Regions from separate parts of the Homo sapiens genome. Here regions 1 and 3 are each linked to region 2. A link is a loop called in an ENCODE intact Hi-C map of the cell type or tissue named here. Cell type or tissue: A673. All regions are shown on one strand. Region 1 overlaps DIP2B (disco interacting protein 2 homolog B). Region 2 overlaps DIP2B (disco interacting protein 2 homolog B). Region 3 overlaps DIP2B (disco interacting protein 2 homolog B).

Evidence for each region. A loop is a pair of places that touch in the nucleus more often than their neighbours do. Peaks named below come from ENCODE experiments on the same cell type or tissue, not always from the same donor. Only the 100,000 strongest peaks of a DNase experiment are listed, where the experiment ranks them.
Region 1: it touches region 2 in a loop (2.0-fold over the local background); 19 of 110 quality-filtered maps call a loop at or near these places.
Region 3: it touches region 2 in a loop (2.1-fold over the local background); 3 of 110 quality-filtered maps call a loop at or near these places.

What each region holds. Positions count from the first base shown.
Region 1 is chr12:50,579,020-50,587,019 of GRCh38, reverse strand. All of the region lies in intron 1 of DIP2B (disco interacting protein 2 homolog B), which reads right to left. Among named protein-coding and RNA genes, the nearest start is that of DIP2B, 78 kb to the right of the region's middle. RefSeq lists enhancers at 6,839-7,038, 7,439-7,578. In A673, no CTCF peak of the experiment used is centred here; no DNase peak of the experiment used is centred here; H3K27ac peaks cover 2,350 bases.
Region 2 is chr12:50,634,370-50,642,369 of GRCh38, reverse strand. It overlaps DIP2B (disco interacting protein 2 homolog B), which reads right to left. Exons shown (of 38, transcript NM_173602.3): 3 at 1,518-1,646. Among named protein-coding and RNA genes, the nearest start is that of ATF1, 130 kb to the left of the region's middle. RefSeq lists an enhancer at 1,639-1,688. In A673, a CTCF peak has its summit at 4,287 (motif pointing right); a DNase peak (open chromatin) is centred at 4,269; H3K27ac peaks cover 2,052 bases.
Region 3 is chr12:50,730,514-50,738,513 of GRCh38, reverse strand. It overlaps DIP2B (disco interacting protein 2 homolog B), which reads right to left. Exons shown (of 38, transcript NM_173602.3): 31 at 6,977-7,145; 32 at 5,978-6,148; 33 at 4,318-4,379; 34 at 3,384-3,441; 35 at 1,404-1,478. Among named protein-coding and RNA genes, the nearest start is that of ATF1, 30 kb to the left of the region's middle. In A673, a CTCF peak has its summit at 3,653 (motif pointing right); a DNase peak (open chromatin) is centred at 3,683.

The DNA of each region.
Region 1 (8,000 bases), 55 kb after region 2:
GTGAAAATATCATTCCCTCTTCTGTTTAACAGTCAGGTGATGTCTTGAGAACCCACCCAAAGAAGCATATACAAGCAAAAACATGTTTTCATATGGGCAAATTTTGATCAAAACGTTTATAATAGCTTTTTATTTAAAAAAATTTTTTGCCGGGCACAGTGGCTCACGCCTGTAATCCCAACACTTTGGGAGGCCAAGGCGGGTGGATCACTTGAGGTCAGGAGTTTGAGACCAGCCTGGCCAACATGGTGAAACCTCATCTCTACTAAAAATACAAAAATTAGCTGGGCGTGGTGGCATACACCTGTAGTCCCAGCTACTCAGGAGGCTGAGGCAGGAGAATCGCTTGAACCCGGGAGGCAGAGGTTGCAGTGAGCCGAGATCACACCACTGCACTCCAGTCTGGGCAACAGACCAAGACTCCATCTCAAATAAAAAATGTTGTTTGTTTGTTTTACGTAAAATCACTGTCATTATGCATATGCATACATTACAACAACTTTTCTAAGAAACTCACTTCTTCAAGTTTTTTTTAAAGTATCAGAGTAAAAGTGCTGAACTAGGAACTGGGAGTATAGGTTTTAGCCTCAATTCTGTACAAGTTTGGGAAAGTCCCATCACTTTTTGGGCATTCTCCTTGACTGCCACTTGAGTCCAGGCCCCATGTCATCTGCCTGGACCTGCCTCTCTACATCCTCCAAATAACCCAGGCTCTTGTCTCCTCCAATCCATTCTACTCAGGACTTTAGCTGAAATCACTTTTTAAATGCAAATCTTATTTTTGTTTGAATGCTCACCTCCTTTGTAATTTTTTTTACCATTTTGGTAAAACCAGGAATAGCTATATTGTTGTCCACAGTGAGGCTGGCAGAGCCTTCAGAGACCACCTCCTAGGTCTGATCCCCTTGTATTAACAGAACACATGAAAAGACTAATGCCCTGAGACAAAGTAAATGGGCCACATCTAGGACGCATGAGTTCTCAGAATGCCATGTGTTTGTGGGAACCTCCAGGTCATTCACTCAATTGAAAGTATTCACTGAAAGTGGCACTATGCTAGGTATCAAGAACTCCAGTGAACAGACAGATAAGATCCTTGATTTTATAGAGCTTATAGTGATAGATACATTCATTTTTAGAAAAAAAGTAAATGCCCAGGATAATGACAAAAGTGTTATCCTCTTAGATGACTGCAAGTCACCTTCTGGGGAGTCTCTCTGTGTCTTCTCTTGACCTCTGCATTAATTGCATATAACAGAGTGATCCTTTTAAATGTAAATTAGATCACGTCTATACCTTGCTCAAAACTTCCCACATTCTGAATAAAAACTAAACTCCTTACCATGGCCTGGGAAGCCTTAAGTGATCTGACTCCTGTCTACTTCTCAGCCAGTTCTCTCTGCTCTTCCTCATGCCACTCTGGCCACATACCTACTGACCTAGTCTTCTAAGGCACCTAGCTTGTTCCTCCTTGAGGCCTCACCTGCTGTTCCTTTGCCAGAACACTCTTCCCCCCAACATTCACATGATGCTCTCTCTTCATTGGAGTCCTTGCCAAAATGTCTCCTCCTCTGGCCACTCTGACTAGAAGAGCAGCTACCCCTCAATTCCCTCCATCCCCTTAGCCCACGCTTCATCTGTCTACAAGGCACAGGTCACAGTCAGCACACGATTTATCTGTGGTTTGTCTCCCAACTATACATAAGCTTCCTGAGTGTGTCTACCTTGCCCAATGCTCTATTTCCAATGCCTGGAACAGTGCTGGGCACAGAATAGGCACTCAATCAATATTTGCTGGAAAAATAGATAATGTGACAAAGAACAGATTGAGGTGGATAAGTCACTACTTTGGGAAGGGTGATCAGAAAAAGGCTCTCAGAAGAAGTGTCATTTAATCTGCATCTTGAAGCATAAGGATGAGAGCCAGAAACAGAAGAGTCCATGTAGAAGGAACAGCAAGTGTCAAGGCCCTGGGGCATGAAAGATCCTGCTGTGAAAGAGGACAAGTATAGCCACAGCATAATGAGGGACAGGAAAAAAGGTAGAAACGAAGCAGGAGAAGCAGGCAGGTTCCTGAAGGAGTCGTAATTGATTCTACATGTAATGCAGCCATTAAGGACTAAGCAAAGCGTTAGATGATATGGTTAAACATTTTTGGCCAGGCGCGGTGGTTCACGCCTGTAATTCCAACACTTTAGGAGGCAGAGGTGGACAGCTCACTTGAGGTCACGAGTTCAAGACCAGCCTGGCCAACATGGTGAAACTCCATCTCTACTAAAAATACAAAAATAAGCCAGGTGTGGCGGCACACATCTGTAATCCCAGCTACTCAGGAGGCTGAGGCAGGAGAATCGCTTGAACCCGGGAAGCAGAGGTTGTAGTGAGGTGAGATCACACCACTGCACTCCAGGCTGGACCACACAGTGAGATTCTGTCTCCAAGAAATATAAAAAATAAATAAATAACAAATACATTTTTAATAGAACACTCTGCCTGCTGTGAAGAGAACAGCATACAAGAGACAAAAATGGAAGCACAGAAACCAATCAGGAAATTCTAGCAGTTTTCTAGTTGAGAAATGATGGTGATTAGTGGTGGAAATGCAGACGGAGAGAAGTGAATGCATTTGAGATATGTACTGAGGTGAAACTGATAAAACTGCTGAAGGGCTGGACAGGGGCAGGGAAAAATTTAAGATGGCTCCCATGTTTCAGGCATGAGAAACTAGGGTCCATTTGCTAAAATGAAAAAGGACTAGGGGGAAAAAGTCAGAACTTGCCTCTGTACCTGTGAGGTCTGGGTCACAGGTTACTGATATCAAGGTGGAAGTTAGAGGATGAGCCTTGGCTGTGGATATAGATTTAGAAATCATCCACATAAAGATGGCATTTAAAGCCATGGAAGTGGGTGAAATCACATGGGAGAGAGTGTAAATAAAGAGAAGTGAAGCCCAAGACTGAGCTCCAGGGCATTCCAGCATTCAGAGGTTGGGCAATGGAAGTAAAGGGAATGAGAATAGGTCTGTGAGGCAGACAGAAAATGACTGGATGCCCTCACTGGGGACCTTGGTGCTTCCAACAAGGATGGTTTCAGTGAAGCAGTGAGGATGGCAGCCAGGACTGAGTGGTCTAAAGAAACTGGAAGAGAAGAAATGGAAGAAAGAGTAGACAACTCTTCCAAGAGTTGTGCTGTCATGGGGAGAAAAAAGTGGGTCACTGACTAGAGAGACAGGTTGATTTAATAAAGGATTATTTCTCAAGATGGGGGTACACCAGAGTGTTATCTGCACAGATGCTCTTTTATTTATGATGGGGTATGTGCAGATAAACCCATCGTAAATAGAAAATATCATGAACTGTAAGTGTGTTTTCAATTTACAGTATTTTCAACTTAGGATGGGTTTATCAGTACGTTACCCCACTGTAAGTAAAGGACCGTACTGAATTTGTATCACTTCCACACCTTCGTAAAGTCAAAAAATCCTACATCGGGACATCTGTCTATGATCAATAGGGATGCTCCGGGAGACAAGCAGCACCTGCAGATGGGGGAGGAAAGCAGACCACAGAAGCAGTAAGCGCCTTGGGAAGGTAGGGGTGCTCAGCACCAATGGAGGGACTGAAGCACAGGTGGGGGTTCAGATGAAACAAGTACTCGCCACCACTATAACCAACTGGAGGGACACAATAGAAGAGGAGTCTGGCTGCCAAAAAAAAAACGTGTAGATGTGGTGGAGGGAAGATGAGGGTATCACTCTGGAAAGATTTCTATTTTATCAGAGAAGCATGAAACAAGGCCATTGGCTAAGAGAATAAAGGACATGTGTGTGGGTTTGAGGAAAAGATATGTAATAGTCCTCTCAGAACATGAGGAAACAAATTTACCAGTAGGGCTTCCAGGCAACAATGAAGCCCATTTGTGGCTTGTGGTTATGTCTACATGGAATCCTACTAACACTTTGTGTATACGGTAAACATTTCCTTCAATCAATTTTATTATCTAAATTTATACCAAGAATTAGATTTGTAACATCATCTTTGTAATTCTAATCTAGGTAAATGCCCCCCTGACAAAAAGCAGAATGTTATAGACCCCACACACCCCCAAAATTTGATTACATCATCTGATTATCAGCCATCTTTTAAAAAGAAACCAGACAACTAACTAAAGAAAAAAATGTGCATACCATCAGGGGAAACACGACCACTGACTAGCTTACGTACTTGTAAGTGAAATTATCCGTTAATGCTTGAAATATGTTTTTAAAATAACTGGAGGCTGGGGAGGGTGCAGGAGAAGAAAAGTGGATGGGGCACAGATGAAAGTAGATGGGTCATGTGTTTTCACTGCTGTTGGTGGGTGATGGGTACATGGAGATTCACCATACAGTTCTACTCTGGTATATGTTTGAAAATCTCCGTTAAAAAGGGTAAAAACAAAAATAAAAGAAATCCAGAGGGCTAAGATGGAGCCAGTATTTATTTTATACTTCCAATATAAACTAATATTACAATGTTTCATAGAATTCTACTCTGCTTCCTTAATAACTAATCAGAAAAAAAAGCTATTAGGCCAGGTGTGGTGGGTCACGCCTGTAATCCCAGCACTTTGGGAGGCCAAGGCGGGCAAATCGCCTGAAGTCAGGAGTTCGAGACCAGTCTGGACAATGTGGTGAAACCCCGTCTCTACTAAAAATACAAAATTAGCCAGGCGTGGTGGTGCGCACCTGTAATCCCAGCTACTTGGAGGCTGAGGCAGGAGAATCACTTGAACCCGGGAGGCGGAGGCTGCAGTGAGCTGAGATCGCACCATTGAACCCCAGCCTGGACAAAAAGAACGAAACTCCACTCAAAAAAAAAAAAAAAAAAAAAAAACAGAAAAAAAGAAAAAGAAGCTATTATCCTTCCAAACAAAATTCACTTCATCTAAAAAGTTACTGCCCTTCTCTTTGATCAAGCATGCTCCACCATGCCCTGTGTCCTCTCTGCAGGAGGCCTGCCCAGGTCCAGGGCTGCCTGAGACAAGGGGGCCTAACTCGAGGATTCAGTGCAGGCTCGCACAGCTCTCACACTGAGCTCTGCCTCAATCAGTATTAAAGGCTACATTCTGGCTGCAAAAAAGAAAAAAGTAAAAGATATTTATCTTTTCTTCCCTTCCTCAACAAATTTCTAACTGTATACCTCATGAAACTGCTGCAACAAATGAGCTCATCTTCATTAACTTTCCTTTCAGCCAAGAGTAAGTAAAGTATGGACAGGGCAAGCAAACCATGCCTGAGTCAGCAGGAGTTGAGTGGATATCCCTTGTGCTGCCCGGTGACTCCACTGTCTTGGGCACGATAACGTACACCACAAGTAGTGTTTAAGGTCACCTACCACTGTGGTGAATGTGGGTAGCAAGTAGACGCTATGGAGGAGAAATCAGCACTGAGTAAGGCCCCTCCTAGGGTATATGGTAAATAGTATTTTATTCTACTAGCAATCTCCTCTACCCCCTTCCACATTTCTTTTTACTCTCCCTCTTTGGAAACCTAATTTGTGGCAAACAAGGTCAACTGTACAGCATACAGCCGGAAAGAATCACACTCCTATTGGGCGCCTCCAACCTGATGGTTACCTGACTGGTTTTACTGACAGAACTGGTTGCCCAGGAGGGTGGATATTATTTCTGAGAGCCACAAAGGACATTTTCTTTATGCAGTAGCGGTCTTAAAAGCCTGCCTATTTTTTAGCTTATGAATAAATTCCTGTTTCAATGATTCCCAAATCTGGCTAATTACAGGCATTTCCAGAAGAGTTCTTTTAAAGTCTCAATTGGGCCAGAAATCTGTGTTTTTGAAAGTCATCAAGTAGTTGTGCTCATTCACATGCAGAAAGTAATGATGTGGCATGACCTATAGCACAAATGTAAGTCAGAATTCCAAAGAGTGAGCGACCTCTAAAATGTATTTAGTTATTCCGAACACAAAATAGTTTCTCCAAAATAAAACCACAATTCTAGTTAATATACAAAGTAAAACTGAATTCATAATGCAGCAAAAAACATTAAGAAAGAGCTACCAAATTACAAGGAAGGACTAAAGCCGGGTCGGTCCTTCAAGGCTGGCATTGTTGACATTTTGGGCTAGATAATTCTTTGTTGATGGAGGGTGCTGTGTGCACTGTAGGATATTTCCATCATTTGAACATAAAGTGTGTGAAAGTATTGCTGTAACAAAACAATTAGTAATTCTGCTGACCTCTACCCATTAAATGCCAGTAGCAATTTCATCCCCCAACCCAGAGCTCTGACAACCAAAAATGTCTCTAGACCTTGCCAAATGTACCCTGACGGTTGAGGGGTGCAAAATTGCCTCAGTTCAGAACAACTGAACTGAAGGAACTGGGTTAAAAATAGAAGAAAGTTGCAGTGAGCCGAGATCACGCCACTACACTCTAGTCTGGGCAACAGAGTGAGACACAGTCTCAAAAAAAAAAAAAAAGGAAAAAGAAAAGAAAGGATAAAGTAGACTGGAGTAAAAATATAGATAATAAAATTTCTGCAAAATATAAAGAAAAAGCATAAGGAGCACCATTCTTGGCTATTTTTATTTTAAAAAATAAAATTAAAGGAAATTAGCTTAAATTATAAAAGAGGGCATCTGGAGTACTCATAAGGAAAAATCTCTTAACTCCAAAGGCTTATTAAAGCCAGGAAACTGGAGCCCTTTACCTGGAGATAATTAGAATGAATCAGAATGAAATGACTGTGATATAACTCAGAAGGTTTGGGGCAACAGTGTGTAGTGCTGAGACCTCTGGAGGGCCCTTTTTAGCCTAAGAGTCTCTCCTGTCCTGGAGCCCTAAAGACTTCTTCAGAAGGAAAGTACTTGACTCACAATTAATGTCTCACTGTGGATTCAAGTCCACGTGATATGACCAATTTCTGAATGTACACACAAGCAAGCCAACAAAGTTAGCAAGGTTGGCCCTTCCCTGTTGTTTTTGCCCCACAAGGTCTAGGTTAAGCTAAGAACTGGTCTTCTCCTTTGTGCCCATGGTTATTTCCAGCATTTGTCCAGTGCCTGTGCCAAGACTGCCAGTCAGAAGTGGAGATCTGACCAGGAATTGTATCCATACCAGATCAGCACACCTACCAGGCCAATCTCATCAAAAGTAAAGGCAAAGAGAAGAAATAAGGGAAGTGAGAAGGAAATACAGTTGAGTCAGAAATGACTTTACTTTCAATCTGCAGTTCTCCAAAAATGTGGTCCACAGTTTCTGGGGGTCTCTCCAAAATTACAGGGGTCCATGAAGCTATGTATATATATATATATATATATATATATATATATATATATATATATATATATATATATATATATATATATATATATTTTTTTTTTTTTTTTTTTTTTTTTTTTTTTTTTGAGACGGAGTCTCACTCTATCACCCAGGCTGGAGTACAGTGCCATGATCTCGGCTCACTGCAACCTCCACCTCCCAGGTTCAAGTGATTTTCCTGCCTCAGCCTCCTGACTAGCTGGGGTTACAGGCACCTGCCACCACACCTGGCTAATTTTGTATTTTTTGTAGAGACGGGGTTTCACCATGTTGCCCAGGCTGGTGTCCAACTCCTGGGCTCAAGTGATCTGCCCTCCTTGGCCTCCCAAAGTGTTGGGATTACAGGTGTGAGCCATTGTGCCTGACCTAGATTCAGGTTTTCTAAAATTTTTATTTTTGCTTAAAATCACTATCAGTTCACTGTAACTTATAATTGTCAACAAATGCTGCCAGCAACAGGCTCATTTCATTCATTTTTGAGAAAATATCTGGCTGACATCCAAATCTAAATATATAACCATAGTTTATCTCTCATTTATTCTTTCAAGTAGAAATGATGTTTAAAAAGTCAGCTCACAACTCTCAAACAATTGTACAAATGTTTTTCCTTGACACAACACAGAATTGTACAAAAATGTGGACTCAGGCATTAAGATGTACTAAAATCAATATCTTTTA
Region 2 (8,000 bases):
TGCTCTGCTGAAAATCCTTCAGTGACATTCAAGATCCCACAAGATCTGGTCTCTGGTAATCTTTCTAGCCTCATCTCCCACCTCTTTCTGACCCTTGCATTCTAAGTTCTGAACACTATTTCCCTGGCTAACTCTTGTTTGTCTGCCATGACTCAGCTTGGATGTCTTTGTTCTCTGAGCAAGCCTCTCCTATCACTCAAGACCAGTTTAGGTATAAAATTACAACCTCTATTTTTTTTTTCCCGACTGAACATTTCTCATCCTTTTCTCCTTCTGTGTGTGAAAATATGTATCTAGTAAAATCAGCTCACAAAATAGCTGATGTAGCTCTTCAACTGTGTCCTTTTCTCATTTTCTCTAAAGCAGTTTTTGAGAGGATGTGATATAGACTGTGTTTTTCAGTTCAAGAAAATGTTAAGGCAACCTTGGTCAGTACAAAGAAGACAAAAATCTGAAGAAAATAAATAATATCCCCATTAGTCTTTTTGCTTAATTCTGCCACTTCTTAAAACAAGAAATGTGCTGCAGAGACTACTCTTGGTGCAGCGGACAGGAAGTGGGCATGGGAAGGGCCTGCTGCACCACACGTGCTCTAGGGATCTACCAGTCGTTCCTCTGCTTATCAAAGCCACACACCTGGTACTGGCCGCCAGGTGGTCCCAAGCACAGTACAAGCAGGAGCATGCTCCCGCTGCCATGCAGGCACACCTTGCTCCTTCCCTTCCTGTGGGTACTTCTTGGGTTAGAAGAAATAACTAATTTGAAATTTCATTGTGAGTTTTCTTTCAGCTCCATCAATTAAGAGAGACTAGTTATGCAACAACTCTGGCAAACACAGAAGGGCCTGCCTCTTCCAATAGAATCCACTGAGGTCTCCTAGTACCACCCACAAGACCCAACCCTTCACTTTCTTATTTACTTATTTATTCACATGGCCTTTGTGCTTGTATGCTTGTCTGGTTCTCTTCTTAAACTGTTACATTCCTTAAGGGCAGAAACAGTCTTTATTTTTTTTGAGATGCAGTCTCACTGTTGCCCAGGCTGGAGTGCAGTGGTGGGATCTCAGCTCACTGCAACCTCCACCTCCCAGGTTCAAGTGATTCTCCTGTCTCAGCCTCCTGAGTAGCTGGGATTACAGGTGCCCACCACCATGCCCAGCTAATTTTTGTATTTTTAGTACAGACGAGGTTTCACCATGTTGGCCTGGCTGGTCTCAAACTCCTGACCTCAAGTGATCTGCCCGCCTCAGCCTCCCAAAGTGCTGGGGTTACAGGCGTGAGCCACATCGCCCAGCCGGAAACAGTCTTATGTGCTGTTCCATTTCCAGCAAATTATTGAGTACCTACTATACCTGATACATAGTAGGGTACAAAATAAATGATTGGTGAATGAGTTAATATAAAACTGTTGGTGCCTCATAGGGAAAAAAAAGACAAGTATTAGAAGCTCTCAGGATACACAGTTCATACTACTGTTAGGAAAACGATTCAGCTGGCCATTCTGCAGCTTCTCCTCACCTGATCGATATCGTTCATCCCTGGCTCCCCCAGATCGAGTTCGGTGGTACTTAGAGGGAGCAGAAGTTTGAGCTGCAGATGGAGCAGGTGTCTGGTTTCTAAGTTCTTTCTGTACTGCTGAATCAGTTTCTAAAAAAGGAAGTTTAAAAGATGGTTATCCAGTAACAGTAATAGCTAACATTTTCTAAAGCACTTTAAGCATTCTCACAATACTCTGAGCTAGGTACTATTACCCCATCTACAGTAAAGGGTTAGAGTTTCAATATAAATACATAAATATGATGCAAAGACATCCAAACTAAAAAATATCATCTTAGAGCCTTAAATGTCAACAGGTTGATAGGAGAGGAATAGCAAGAAGACAAATGTAAATTAAAAGGCCATTCCAGAGACTCCAAGGAGAGGCAGTACTGATGGGGAGTTGACTGCATATGATCCCCAATCCTAAACAGTGAGACAACGAATAGCTTGGGGAGCCTTAGCTACCATACCGTCAGTCACTCCAGATAAACATAATACAAGCAAAAACAGGGTGATTATGCAGCACAGCTTCAAGTCAAGTCTATTAGCCCCTCTTCCAACTGGACTCATCACTGACCCTACCCTGTCCCCATACTCTCCCCTCCCAAAATGTACTGTCTTATCAAGAATATGGGGATGGGGTAAATAAACAGAAAAACACTAAGTTCTGATGTTTTCCTGCCTTTTTATCTCAAATGATTAATTCCAAATCTGTTTCTTAAAAAAAATTACAATAAAAAAACTTAACGAGATGTACGTTAACAAAATTTTGAGTGTAAAATACAGTAGTATTAATATCTTATTAGTATTAATAAGGCACGATGTTATAAAGCAGAACTTACTAATCTTGCATAACTGAAACTTTATACCTGCAGAACAGCAATGCCTCATTTCCTGCTCCCTATATGCCCTGGCAACCACCATTCTACTCTCTGCTTTTATGAGCTTGACTCTCTTAGATGTCCCATATAAGTGGAATCATGCAGTATTTGTTCTTCTGTGACTGCTTTATTTTCCTCAGCATAATGTCCTCCAGGTTCATCCATGTTGTCACATATTGCAGGATTTCCTTAAGGCTTAAGTTTCTGAAATAGCACCCGGTTATGCCCAGCAAGGCAGCTTACACATAGCAAATTAAATGCCTAATATATTAAGATGTCACCTACACAGCAAATGTACTGCTCCAGATCCCAGCTGAGAATCAGCCTATAAAGCAAAAAAATTAAGGAAAAAAAAAAAAGACTCAAAGCAGCGGTCTGGGGAGTACAAGCAACAGTGCCACACAGCCCAGTAAAGACTGATAGCATCAGAGTATTACAGGAACTGAGATTCATAATGACAATGTTATATCATTTAAAAAGAAAAAAAAAAGCAGGTAGCATGCTGGAAAGGCCATGTGTTGAGGCTCTAGTCAATAGTTCCGGCTGAGCCCAGCCATCCACCTGCCCTGTCAAGGCATCAAACATGTGAATGAGCCATCTTGGACTGTCCAGAGCAGCCCATCTACTAGGTGAGGGGGAAGACAACCACTGAATGACCTCAGTTGGCAACCATATAGAGCAAAATAATCACCAAAATTAGCCCTGCCCAAATTCACGCCTGTAGTCTCAGCTACTTGGGGAGGCTGAGGCAGGAGAATCACTTGAACCTGGAGGCAGAGGTTGCAGTGAGCCAAGATCGTGCCACTGCACTCCAGCCTGAGTGACAGAGCAAGACTCTGTCTCAAAAAAAAAAAAAAAAATTGTGGAGACTTATTCCCACCTTGGCTCACTTGCAAGGGCAGTGATTTATCACGAATGGGGGCAGAAAACAACATACAGGTTGAACACCCCAAATACCCAAATCCGAAACTTTTTGAGCTCCTGTCTAATGCTCACAGGAATGTTCCTTGAAACATTTCTAATTGCCAATTTTCAGATTTCAGATGGTCAACTGGTATATAATGTAAATATTCCAAAAAAAAAAAATCTGAAACACTTCTAGTCCCAAGCATTTCAGATAAGGGCTACTCAACCCATACCTCAGGCCTCATCAAAAAGAGGTGGGAAGGAGTATGGGGGCATGGGAGGACAGCAGGACATTATTTAACAGCATATGTAATGTCAGCTGGGCAGGCAAGATGCTGCCTCAAGGTGAATCATTCCCTGACCATGGTTTCACACTCCAACTAGATCTCAGAAATTACCTGGGGTGCTAAAATACAGATTCCTGTGTTTTGAATAAGATATACACAGTTTCACTGCCATGGTAAAGAAAAGCTAAAAGCAAAGATGAAACTTAACTACATGTATCAACATAATGAGATACTATATGCCATTACAAATGAAAAATATGTAGACTATGCAGATACTTCAGTCCAAATAAAGTAATGCCAAGTGATAAAAGAACACAAAATATTATGTACACAATATAATTATAACTGTATGTAAAAACTATTTATATACAATTATAAGGGTCAGGTGGGACATAAAAATCCCAAAGGTATTTGGATTGAGGTACTCTATTTCTTTACAATTTCATTGTTCTGCTTATAGGATGAATTACGCATAAAACCAAATTCTAAAAGACAATACAAATACGTGCTGGAATGGAAGCTGCCAGACTCACAAATTAAGTCTTCTTTATGACTTCTAAATTCTAGCACAAAATAAAACAGAGATCCGAAGAAAAAGACAACTTGCTGATTATTACAAAGCAAGAGCTTCAGTTCGGGGGTTTCTGATCTTTCAGTCTGTTATGCAGAATATCCACTAGAGGTCACCATTATGTTTAAATAGTGATGATGTTAAAAGGTTTAGTAACAATAAAAAGTACACATTTTAGGTTCAAAAACATAAAGCCTTCCTTCTCAATGATCAATATGTATGTAAGTTATTGTTCCTTGGCAGAAAAATACATCAGAGTCTAATATGTTTCTATTGTTTGAATATGGTAAGGATGATAATCTGAAAAAAATGGTATTTAGTAGCAAAAAACTACACATTTCCACTCAGGAAGATGGAAGGAAGCCACCAGCCTCCACATGTTATCTTTTAATTCTGCTTATGATTTAACAGATATTCTCACCTGCAAGAGTAACAGAGTGAAACAGGATGGGCTCTGAGAACCAAGGAACCTAATAGTTCAACTTCTGGGAGGTGAACAGAGCAGACATGCCTACTGTTCTTGGTGCTAGTGTCCAGAGAAGAAACACATTAAACAAGTGGTCACCATATGTATACCTTTGACCTTGTGATACATGCTAAGGAGGAAAAGAACAAGGGTCTCCCAGCCCACATAATAAGGATTTAACTTGTATTAGAGTTTCAGGGAAGATGAATGTCTGCTGAAAGGAGACAGTGATGCAAAACTTAACTAGGCAGAGAGAAGGAAAAGCCACTTTATTCAAAAGCATGGTGTTTGTAGAAGCCCAGTGAGGGAGAAAAGCCTTGGCAAGTCTAAGACCAGTGAGGCTAAAGATACAGCAAAAGGGTAGAGTGTTACAAAATGAGACTGGACTAGAAAAGTGGCATCAGGTCACTTGTCCTAAGCCGAGTGGGCAGCCTTTGAAGGGATTTACAGGAAATGACAGAATATCAATGATAATAATATTTCCATGGCTCTTGCCTATTACCATCTCATTATGTCTTCACAACAGCACCATGTGATAGATACTATTAATGAAGCAGGATGCCCGTTACAGATTTTTCCACAGTGAGAGGGAACCAATAATCACCTTGAATCATTATAGGGCCCTCACTCCCACCCCATCCAAGAAGGCTCAATCAATCTAGCCTCTTGATTGAGAGGCTAGAGCAGCTGTGAGTAATTGAGGACAGTCTTCCTTTGAAGGGTCGGTGATTAACCTCACCGCCTAGAGAAGGCAAGAGAGGAACGAGAGTGCTAGTGTCTGGAGTCTGGAAAAGGGGCCACCTGCCTGTTTTCCAGGGGTAGACTCTGTAAGGAGAGCGGGTTGGGAGCTCCAGGTCTGTAAAGTGGTAGGTGTCTGAACAGATCCTGACCCAGAGCTTCCTTGGCCACTTGACATCAGGAAAATGACAGTGCATGAGGCTAAAAGAGCCAACACCAGGAGCTCTGCTCCGGGAGTCCAAGTAGAGTACCTGGCTCCTCCTCCATGATGCATCAGAGTAGCCGATGCAGGGAACAGGCTCAGCATTACTGGCTGGTCACACAGTGAGGACCAGTTATTCAGCAGCACCCTGTGAGATGATGGAAAGCAAACAGCAGACTGTGGGGATCTTTCCCCTTTGGGTGTGAAAGCTGGATCTACTACCTCTCCTTTTGCACTGCCTATATAATCCCTGAGGGTTCTCAGACAATTTAGGAGGAAAAAGAAGCCCCAAGAGGAAAATACTGGACTTCCTTCTGATGAGATATACGGGGGCAGATATAATTGCAATGTGTGCTCCAATTCATAGTGATTCCAATACCATCCAAACCAAACAAATGAAAGCAGAATGGGGATTGGAAAAAAGATTCTATGTTCTTTCCATTATGCTATGAGCCTCATTTGGGAAGGAACTTTTAAATCAAAATGAGACACATAAAACAAAATAGATTCCACTCCTCAAACCCTATGCATACATACATACACAGAGGCACATTGCCTACCGAGTATTTACAATTGGAAATGTTCTGTGGCATTCCAAAATGCTGTTCCTGATTTCAAAAACTGGTTTTAAGTTCACGTCCCTTTGAATTTCCACGCTACTTTGTTTAGAGCTCTCTTACAGTACTTATTCTACTCTCTTTTATGATCCTCATTTGTGTAACTGTCATCTCTCCTGCTATAGTGTAAATAACTTGAGGTCAGAGGCTGGTCTTAAGCATCTTGTATCTCCTATAGTAACTGGTCCTTGGTCTTTCATATTGCAAGCATTTAGTATTTTAATTAAAATAAATAATTAAGATCTTGTCTGTCTCCTCACCTCCACCAATAATAGTAGTTGCTCGGAAAAAATAAACACAAAAATGTTGAGATAGCCATTTAAAGTTTACCTAAAAATCCTGCTTATTTGTGTATCTCCAATTCATATAAGTTGTATGCAAAAATGTGTGCCTCTCATTATCTTCATATACTTACACAAGGACATTAAGGAAAATAGGGTTACAGACTACTCCAGGAGGCATTATTAGAGGCTTGAGAGAGAGAATAAAACACAAGGGTTTTCCTTTGTTTCATTTTAACTTGGTCACACTCGCACCCTTGAACAACTTCAAAGGCAGGACTGAACCTAGAAGAACTGCGATGAAAGGAGCACGAAGCAGCTGCCAAGTGCAGTGTACTTATAGGAACTGGAACACCGGGGACTGCCACTCAGCACAGCAAGCAGCAATCACAAAAGGAAGCCACGTTTGGGAAAAACCTTTGGGTGACCAGAACTTCTTATCAAGGCAAGCTAAAGAACATCAACAAATATTAATAACTATCTTCATAAACTTATTATTTATCCCTAAAAAATAAGTAGGCAGGAATCTGGGGGAAAAACAATGCAGAAACATATAGGTCAAGAAAGAAAATGTGAAAGGTAAGATCTTATTCTGAAGCAGGAGATAAACACAATTCACTTCAAAAATGAAGTGAAAGACGAAGTAAGTCACAGGATGAAGAAAATCAAACACACAAACGTCACAAATAATCTCAAATACAGTAAGACAAAACAGAATGAGCAGTATCCTGCCTCTCCTTTTCTTTCTGCTCATTTCTGTTGTTATAAATCTTGTAGTACTATTTAAAATAGATGTACCAACTTCATTTAAAAATTAAAGAAATGCTAGAATATCATTTGAGAATTGATATACTCTGCACAGCCTCTTGAGGTTTTAGTAGGTCTATATTAAAAGATCTATTGAGGGTGGAAACAAGTTGCCAGGATCAATCTACAAGAGACCACTCTATAATGTGTAGAGTGCCCTGCTTCTTGTATTACCTAACACTTTTATCTTCATAGATGTTTACTCAAGAAAATGCCAGAAATTCTAAATGCTCTTTCTTTTTAGTTGTGCAAACATTTATAGAACATCTACTATATATCAGGCACTAATGCTAGAAACTGGGGACATGAAGAATAAAAAAAAATAAAAAATAATGTTCCTCCAGTAGGTGAATAAGACACACAAACAGGCCACAATCTATGGGATGGCCAAAGACAGCTCTTTTAAAATGCAACTCAGATAATGGAAGTGGGGACTATTTATAGGGCTGGTCAAGGAGGGCCTCTCCAGGACTTCCCTAATTGAACAAACCCCTAAGTAGAGTGACGGAGCAAGCCAGGTAGGTTCTGGGCAGTGTCTTGTCCCATGCTGTCTCCTTGGTGTCGAAACAGTATTTGGAACACAGTAGGCACTCAGTAAATACATACTGTCCTTAGATTTGTCAGTAACCCCTGTAAGTTTAGAATGAACTCTTTTTCTATTAAAGCTAGCTGGAATTATCAGTTACTTGTATCCAAAGTATCTTAA
Region 3 (8,000 bases), 96 kb before region 2:
ATACACTGTCTCAGAAAAAAAAAATTTTTCGAAGTAGAGATGGGGTCTTTGCTATGTTGCCCAGTTGGCCTCAAACTCCTGGCCTCAAAGTGGAGTGGCCTCAAACTCCTGCTTCAGCCTCCCAAAGTGTTGGGATTACAGGCCTGAGCCACTGCACCTGGATGGTGCTATTATTATTATTATTATTTTTGAGAGTCTTGCTCTGTCATCAGGCTGGAGTGCAGTGACGTGATCTCGGCTCACTGCAACCTCTGCTTCCCAGGTTCAAGCCTCAGCCTCCTGAGTAGCTGGGACTACGGGCACACGCCACCATGTCCAGCTAATTTTTGTATTTTTAGTAGAGACGGAGTTTCCTCATGTTGGCCAGGATGGTCTCGATCTCTTGACCTCGTGATTCACCCGCCTTGGCCTCCCAAAGTGCTGGGATTACAGATGTGAGCCACTGCGCCCGGCCACCAGTGCTATTATTATTTATGGATGAGGAAACTGAGGCCCCAAGAAATTAACCTGTCCAATACTGAGAAGCTTGTAAGTGGCAGAGCCGAGGTCATCTGGCTCCTGCACTTACAGGACTCCTCCCATTCAGCTACGTAATGAAATATCAGCATCCTTCAAAGATTTGGGGAGGCTGGGCATGGGGGCTCATGCCTGTAATCCTAGTATTTTGGGAGGCTAAGGCAGGCGGATCACCTGAACTCATGAGTTCGAGACCAGCCTGGGCAACATAGTAAAACCCTATCTCTACTAAAAATACAAAAAGTTAGCCAGACATGGTGGCACGTGCCTGTAGTCCCAGCTACTTGGGAAGGCCGAGGCACAAGAATCACTTGAACCCGGGAGGCGGAGGTTGCAGTAAGCCCAGCCTGGGCAACAGAGTGAGACTGTCTCAAATAAACAAACAAAAACAAAGATTTGGGGGAAGAAAAATTAACTATTTTATATAGTTAATTTTTATATACTTATATACAAATAATATGTATTTATATATAAATATTTTTTGTTAAAGGGCTGGGCCTAGAATTTTTTTGTTAATGCAAACATGGATACATTTTAGAATACAATATAACATCTGAATGACCTTAAAAATTTGTAAGTATGTGACTCCTTTCAGTTTCATACCTTAATAGGTGGGAATATGTAGGATTTGCTCACTTTCCTTTCTAGCTAAGGGCATGTCAGTGGACAAATCTGGTACCATTTCCAGTTTGGGTGCCTAAATCTTCCCTGGATCCCAGTTTCAATCTCCCTCTTCTGTCAATTTCAGTCTCATGCCTTACAGAAAAAAATTAACTCCATTCACAACGGGGGAAAGCTAAATCCACAGTTTTACTGATTTCTAAAATGTGAACCCTAGAGATTTTTACTGCTGACTTTTCAGAGTAAAAATGAAAATTATTACAAACCTCTCCAAGGTGAGAGTCTCCAACCGGCCCTTTGGTCTCAGGATTAACAATAACCACTTTCACTCCAGGTAAAATCTAAGAATCAAAGGGAAAATACAAAGATTGAGTTCAGTGAAATCTAATGACCTCCAGGAAACGCACGGTTAGTTACCTGCTGGAGAGGTGAGAGAGGCACACATGGCGAGCCAGCTGTAGCGGCATCACAGCAGCTACCCTGAGGGGATCATGGCAGAGACCTTGTGTCTTGCTCTCACTGAACCTTCCTCAGTTCATTGAAGACGAAAGGTCTAATAAAACTCAGCCTCAAAAATAAAATGGGAGCCAGTCTGCCATCTCTTCAAAGGGATGAGAAATTGCAGATCAGGACCTTAACAGTAGAATTTGTAGAATAACCTTTCCCTTTTCATGTTCTTTCTCATTCACTGGAATGATGGCAGTGAAACCCTTTAAAACAGAAAGGGCAGCAGGCAGGGACAGCCTAAGTCACTCCACTCCAGACTCCAGCTGGTGCTAGAGTTGGAGGAATGTGAAGAGTGACAGAGGACAGCAGCAGCTTTGCAGGACAGAAGGATATCCTTGACCCTAGGATCTTCCTCAGGAAGGAAAAGGAAGACACATACGCTGGCTGAGGGAATGGCTCAGCCATTCTAACAAAAGAAGGGCCTCTCTGGTTACCCATATTCTGCCCCCTTCAAACTCCCTTTTTATCTTGGGTTTCTAAAGTATGAGGTTACTTGAGAAGCCCTCAATAATTATCTGGGTGCAAACATCTAAAACCTCAAGGAAGAGATGAGACGGTTCCCTTAGTCCAGGGTGGGCACAGGCTAATGCTCGTGAGGTGTGCTTGGCTGCTGAGGCAAGTGAAGATGTGACAAGGCAGTGACAAAATCAGCCAAATCCCCCTCTGCTCGCAGATGCAAACGGAAAGTGAGACTGGAGTAAGCGCCCCATGGGGTGATACACCACCAAGTAGGTTTGGCAGGGATTCTTTTTTTCCCTCCACAATTTTTTCACTGCCCTTCAGAATTACTAGACAGGATTCTGAGGTATCATCATTATCTCATCAAAGGGCAGAGAAATTCCCACTTGTCTTGACAATGCATGTGGGTTTCCTATCATCCTTAGTAAATTGCTTCTCACTAAATCTCTCTTTTGACGTTTTATAGCCTCATTCTAATCTAAGAAATCTTACTCCCACAGATGTTAACTCTCAAATATCTTTAATCTCATCCCCATTTTTATTTTCCTTTCAACTTTAAATGCATGTGTGTCTTCCCTGACCTTAAACCACACTCCCATCTCGGCCTCTCCTAGCTTTCTCCTTGTGACGTTTGTAAGATAGAACCGGGCCGGGCATAGTGGCTCATGCCTGTAATCCCAGCACTTTGGGAGGCCGAGGCAGGTGATCACCTGATGTCAGGAGTTCAAGACCAGCCTGGCCAACATGGTGAAACCCCATCTTTACTAAAAACACAAAAATTAGCTGGGCGTGGGGGCAGGTGCCTGTAACCCCGGCTACTCGGAGGCTGAGGCAAGTTCTCCTTGAATCTGGGAGGCAGAGGTTGCAGTGAGCCGAGATCGCGCCACTGCACTCTAGCCTGGGTGGCAGAGTGAGACTCCATCTCAAAAAAAACAAAAAACAAAAAACAAAAAAACAAAAAAAACCATGAAAAAAAAACATAGAACCAGCTCTTCTATCCACCTTTCATACAATGAGCACTGCATTTTGCTGGTCTGTCAATAAGAATAACATGTCAGTTGGATTTTTAAAAATCGATGGAAATTAAGAGAGTTCAAATTTACTATTCTTCTTATCTATGTACCCATATGAATTTGAAAGTATTAGCCAAGCTGAAATTATCTCCAGATTTCAATTAAGGCTTGCCCTGGACACTAATATATTATATGGCTTCTGGTTTCTTTAAACTGAACCACTTCTCCACACAGCCCACCTTCCCCATGGTCAACAGAACAAATTACCTTTCCAGACTCTGAGAGAAGCAAACTCTGAGGGGCGCCACGTTCCACGAGACGAACCCTGCAGAAGAACGGTATTTACTATATATAGGGCTTTTAAGAGGAGAAGTCGCCATGTTCCTGCAGCTCGGTGCTGCCTTCCCACAACCTCTAACTTGTCTCTCTTCCTCATACTACAGAGGGGTTTCTCAAACTCAGCACTACTAACATTTTGGCCAGATAATTTTTTGTTGAAAGGGGCTATCCTGTGCATTGCGGTGTTTACCAACACCTCTGGCCTCTGCCCACTAGATGTCAGTAGCAAGCCCCCTTTTATGACAACCCAAAATGTTTCCAGACATTGTCAAATCTCCTCTAGGGTGGCAAAATCTTCCCAGGTTTCAAACTGCTGCATGAGAGAGATGTTCCACCTATGCAGGCTAGGTCAGTGCAGTGGGGCACTCCAGATAACACATCCAGGGTAGTGGGGCTTGGGAAGAGAAGTCTTAGAGCCCTGGGCCAGCGCTCACTGCCGGACACAGCTAAAATTCCCTTCTGGGCTAAGGAGGCAGGCTTTTACCCATGGGGCTCAGATAAAGTGTTGTTTCAAAAACCCTACTCTGACTCATTTATCTTATCTGTCCTATTATTTTTAAACTCTTAGAGGAAAGAGACTATCCATTTTAGTTTAATTTATATCAAATGTCACAAAATACTTTTATATGGGCAATAACTATTATACTTTAATATTAAAGAACAGTGTAGCAACTGAGAGAATTAAAGCTTTCTTATAAATGTAAATCTTATGTATTAATGATAAAAACAAATTCCTTCCCTCTTCCCATTCCCCTCCTGGAATATATGAACAAAAGGAATGAGGGAAAATGCTGGCTTTGAGGTTCCGAATTTGTTATGCTTAGGAACTAGTAGGAAAGGAGCATTAATAAATCTGTTGTACCTGTCATGTCTTAGTGATTTCAGATCCACATACACAGTAGTCGGATCAGGCCCTGAGGTTCCCTAAAGAAAGACAAATCAATGCGTTGTTTAGAATTTCGATAAACTGTATTTCACATTTTCAAACCAAGAAATAATTTAGCCATATACATGAAAAATCCACACTCTTTTCACCTCTCCTCCCCTTGAGAGTAGGCCCCCTGCTCTCACTCTTATCACGGGGACTGTGGCAGCACTGAAACATTTCCATGCTGAGGAGGGCTTTCATCCCTGGATTCAAAGCAGAGGTGACACAGGTCGGCAACCCAGGGACTTGCAAAACCAGTATTGGCCACAGTGACAGCAAGAGGGCTATGATGGGGCTCAAGTTTAAACCATCAAGACCCTTCTGAAAGAAGAAGGTCACAGAAGACCTGAAATAATCCACCCATGTGTGCTATCTTCTTTCACTCACTTTGTCCATGCCTATATTTGCCTTATTATTTTTTTAAGAGACAGGGTCTCAATCTGTTGCCCAGGTTGCTGGAGTGCAGCGGTACAATCACAGCTCACTGCAGCCTCAACCTCCTGGGCTCAAGCAATCCCCTTGCCTCAGACTTCCAGGTAGCTGGGACTAGAGGCATGTACCACTAAGCCCATCTATATTTTTTGCAGGTGAGTGGTGGGGGTAGGGGAGAGATGAGGTCTCAACTATGTTGCCCAGGCTGGTCTCAAACTTCAGGGCTCAAGCAATCCTCCTGCCTTGGCCTCACAAAGTGTTGGGATTATAGCCATGAACCACCACACCTGGCGCTATATTTGCCTTATTACACATTAATACATAAAATTAGTCTCAGTTCTAGTCCCTTTTCTGTTATTTACCCATCAAGAATAACATGACAAAGTTGCCATCTGGGTAGAGAAGAGAATACAAGGTTATTGTTTGGAAAAAAAAAAAAAAAAAGAAAGAAAAAAAATGGTATAGAATATAGAGACAGAAAAACAGAAGGTCAGACCGGGCGCGGTGGCTCATGTCTGTAATCCCAGCACTTTGGGAGGCTGAGGCGGCTGGATCACTTGAGGTCAGGAGTTTGAGACCAGCCTGGTCAACAGGGCGAAACCCTGTCTCTACTAAAAATACAAAAAATAGCCGGGCGTGGTGGTACACGCCTGTAATCCCAGCTACTCTGGAGGCTGACGTGAGAGAACCGCTTGAACCCAGGAGGTGGAGGTTGCAGTAAGCTGAGACTGCACCACTACACTCCAGCTGGGGTGACAGAGCAAGGCTCCGTCTCAAATAAAAAAAAAAAGAAAAAGGAAAAACAGGTCAGATACAAGTAAAATCCAAATAGGACTCAAATCTTTGTGACTCGTCATCATGACCACACGACGATGACTCAAGTAAACACCAACACTGCGCTCACTGTCAGCACTGCTCCAAGAACTCCGAGTTGGCAGCTCAGTGATTGTGCAAGCTGCCTGGGGAAGCACAGTACTGCTACCTTCACCTTACAGATGAGCAAAATGAGACACAAAGAAATCGAGATTTAAAAGCCCGAAGTTCCAAAGCAAGTAAGTGCGGCTGGGGCCCAAGCCCAGGCAGCCTGGCTCCAAAGCCCATGCTCTGGGATACTCCATATTCCTCTCCCATTTGTCAACAGACAAGATTTCATGAGGGTCACCTGTAAACATATTGCTACATTGACTCTTGATCCAAAAGTGGTGCTGACAGCCCGCGGGGACAGCCCGATGTCTTTGAAGAGCTTAGAGAAGGACTGCTGGAGTGCAACGCGGGGCCTCTCCTCCGCCACCACCACACAGGTCCGGACGCAGGAGAGGTTGATCCCTCTGGTCTGCAAGACACCATTATATGGGAGCCAAGTCAGTAGGATCATAAAAGAACTGAACAGGTAAGGCCACTGTTCTAGCTCCTTGGTCAGGAAAAGCCAAGCAATTGTGTATTCTCACCTCAGGCACACAGAGAAAAAAGCAGCTTTCAGAAAAGAAGAAACGGACAAGGCATCCCATTAAAATCACTATCTGCTGGTAAATTTGCTCATTCTCTAGTTCTTTCCTCTTTCTTCTAAAAATCTAAGGCTCTTCAGCAATGTTTTTATCCCTCCTCATTTCTGTACCTTAGATGTCCCCCTATTTGATGAGACTGAGAGAAAAATTAATCTAGAACTCTGGCGATCTAATCTCATCTCTTTTTGCATTCCAAAGATATTTTTCTATCAAAGAAAATTCAGTATCTTCTGACTTTCTCATCTGCAAGTCAGACAGATCATCATTTGACACACACATGAATCAATGAGTTACCCTTATCTTTGGAGATATTCTGAATTCCTAATATTTTGAGGTTTCAAATTCTATTAGGAAAAAAAAGTATTGGAAGCCACAGTTCCCTTTTATGTTTACATAAAGTCTTTCCAGTTAGCCTCCCAACCAGTTTCCGCTTCTTGTCCACAAAGTAAGAATCATATTAAACTGTGGAAGAGTGCACTAAATTAGGAAGGTGGAAGAGATAAACTTGCCAAAGTTTAAAATACACCCTTTTTTAACTGAGTGACTTGAAAAAGGCAAGCAAACATGTCTGTTAGCCCCTGCTCTGGCCCTGTTACGTCCTGGCGCATTTCTTCAGAACCTTTTGGGACTGGCCACCTGCTGGAGCTGCTTCTTACCTTTAGCACTTCCACTTGGTTCCCAAGACCTTTGGTGCAGAGCTCCATCACTGAATAGGAGCAGAAAGTGTCCCTTATTTTGTACTGGTTGACTGTGGAGAGCCAGAGGAAAAGGTTGTTCTCTAACTCCATAGGAGGAATTAAGACAGACTGGTGGCCTGAATAGACACTGCAGTGAAAGAGACAAGAGCTGGAATCATCAATTCATCCTGGATACCTGATGCTTCAGAACCCCACCAATTCCACAGATATTTACTGAGTGTAAAGGACAGTGTAGGGACATATGAGATATAAAGCTCTAAGAATCAGTCTTGTTCCTATGCAACTCGCAAAAGGAGCAACTATGAAATAAAGCAGACTGTGGTAGGTCACTTAAGTCTACATAACATTCTTACAGCTGCCCTCAAGCTAATTAATATGGTCAAGATGATACTAAACATTCTGGAAAGGTAATTCCTAATAACTAATCTTTAAAACCCTGATGGAGTAGCATTTTTTCCTCTTTCTATTCAGAAACCTTATGTGTGGACTGGATTTTATTCCTATGGTTTCTTTTAAAGATGTTTATAGCCATTTTATTGATGCTCTGAATATGAGATGTGAATCAAGAACACTGACATCACAGAATAAAGAGCAGTTCATTCAAGCTCGATAAGCCAGGGTAGGGGAGTGGTAGTGCTTCACTGAGCTGGTGACACTTGAGCTGCAGCTTGAAGAATGAGTATGAATTTGGCAGTGGCCAGAAGAAGTGGGGACGGTAGTGAGGGTGTTCTAAGCAGAGGAACAACATTTACAAAGGCCGATAATTACAGCATGTTTGAAGCGATCAGAAATATTAATAGTATTCAAGTGGCCAGGCACGGTGGCTCACGCCTGTAATCCCAGTACTTTGGGAGGCCATGATGGGAGGATCGCTGGAGCCCAGAAGGTGAAGACCAGCCTGGGTAATAGAGCAAAACTCATGCCTCTACAAAAAAAATTTTTTTAACAATTAGCCAGGCGTGGTGGCACACACCTGTAGTCC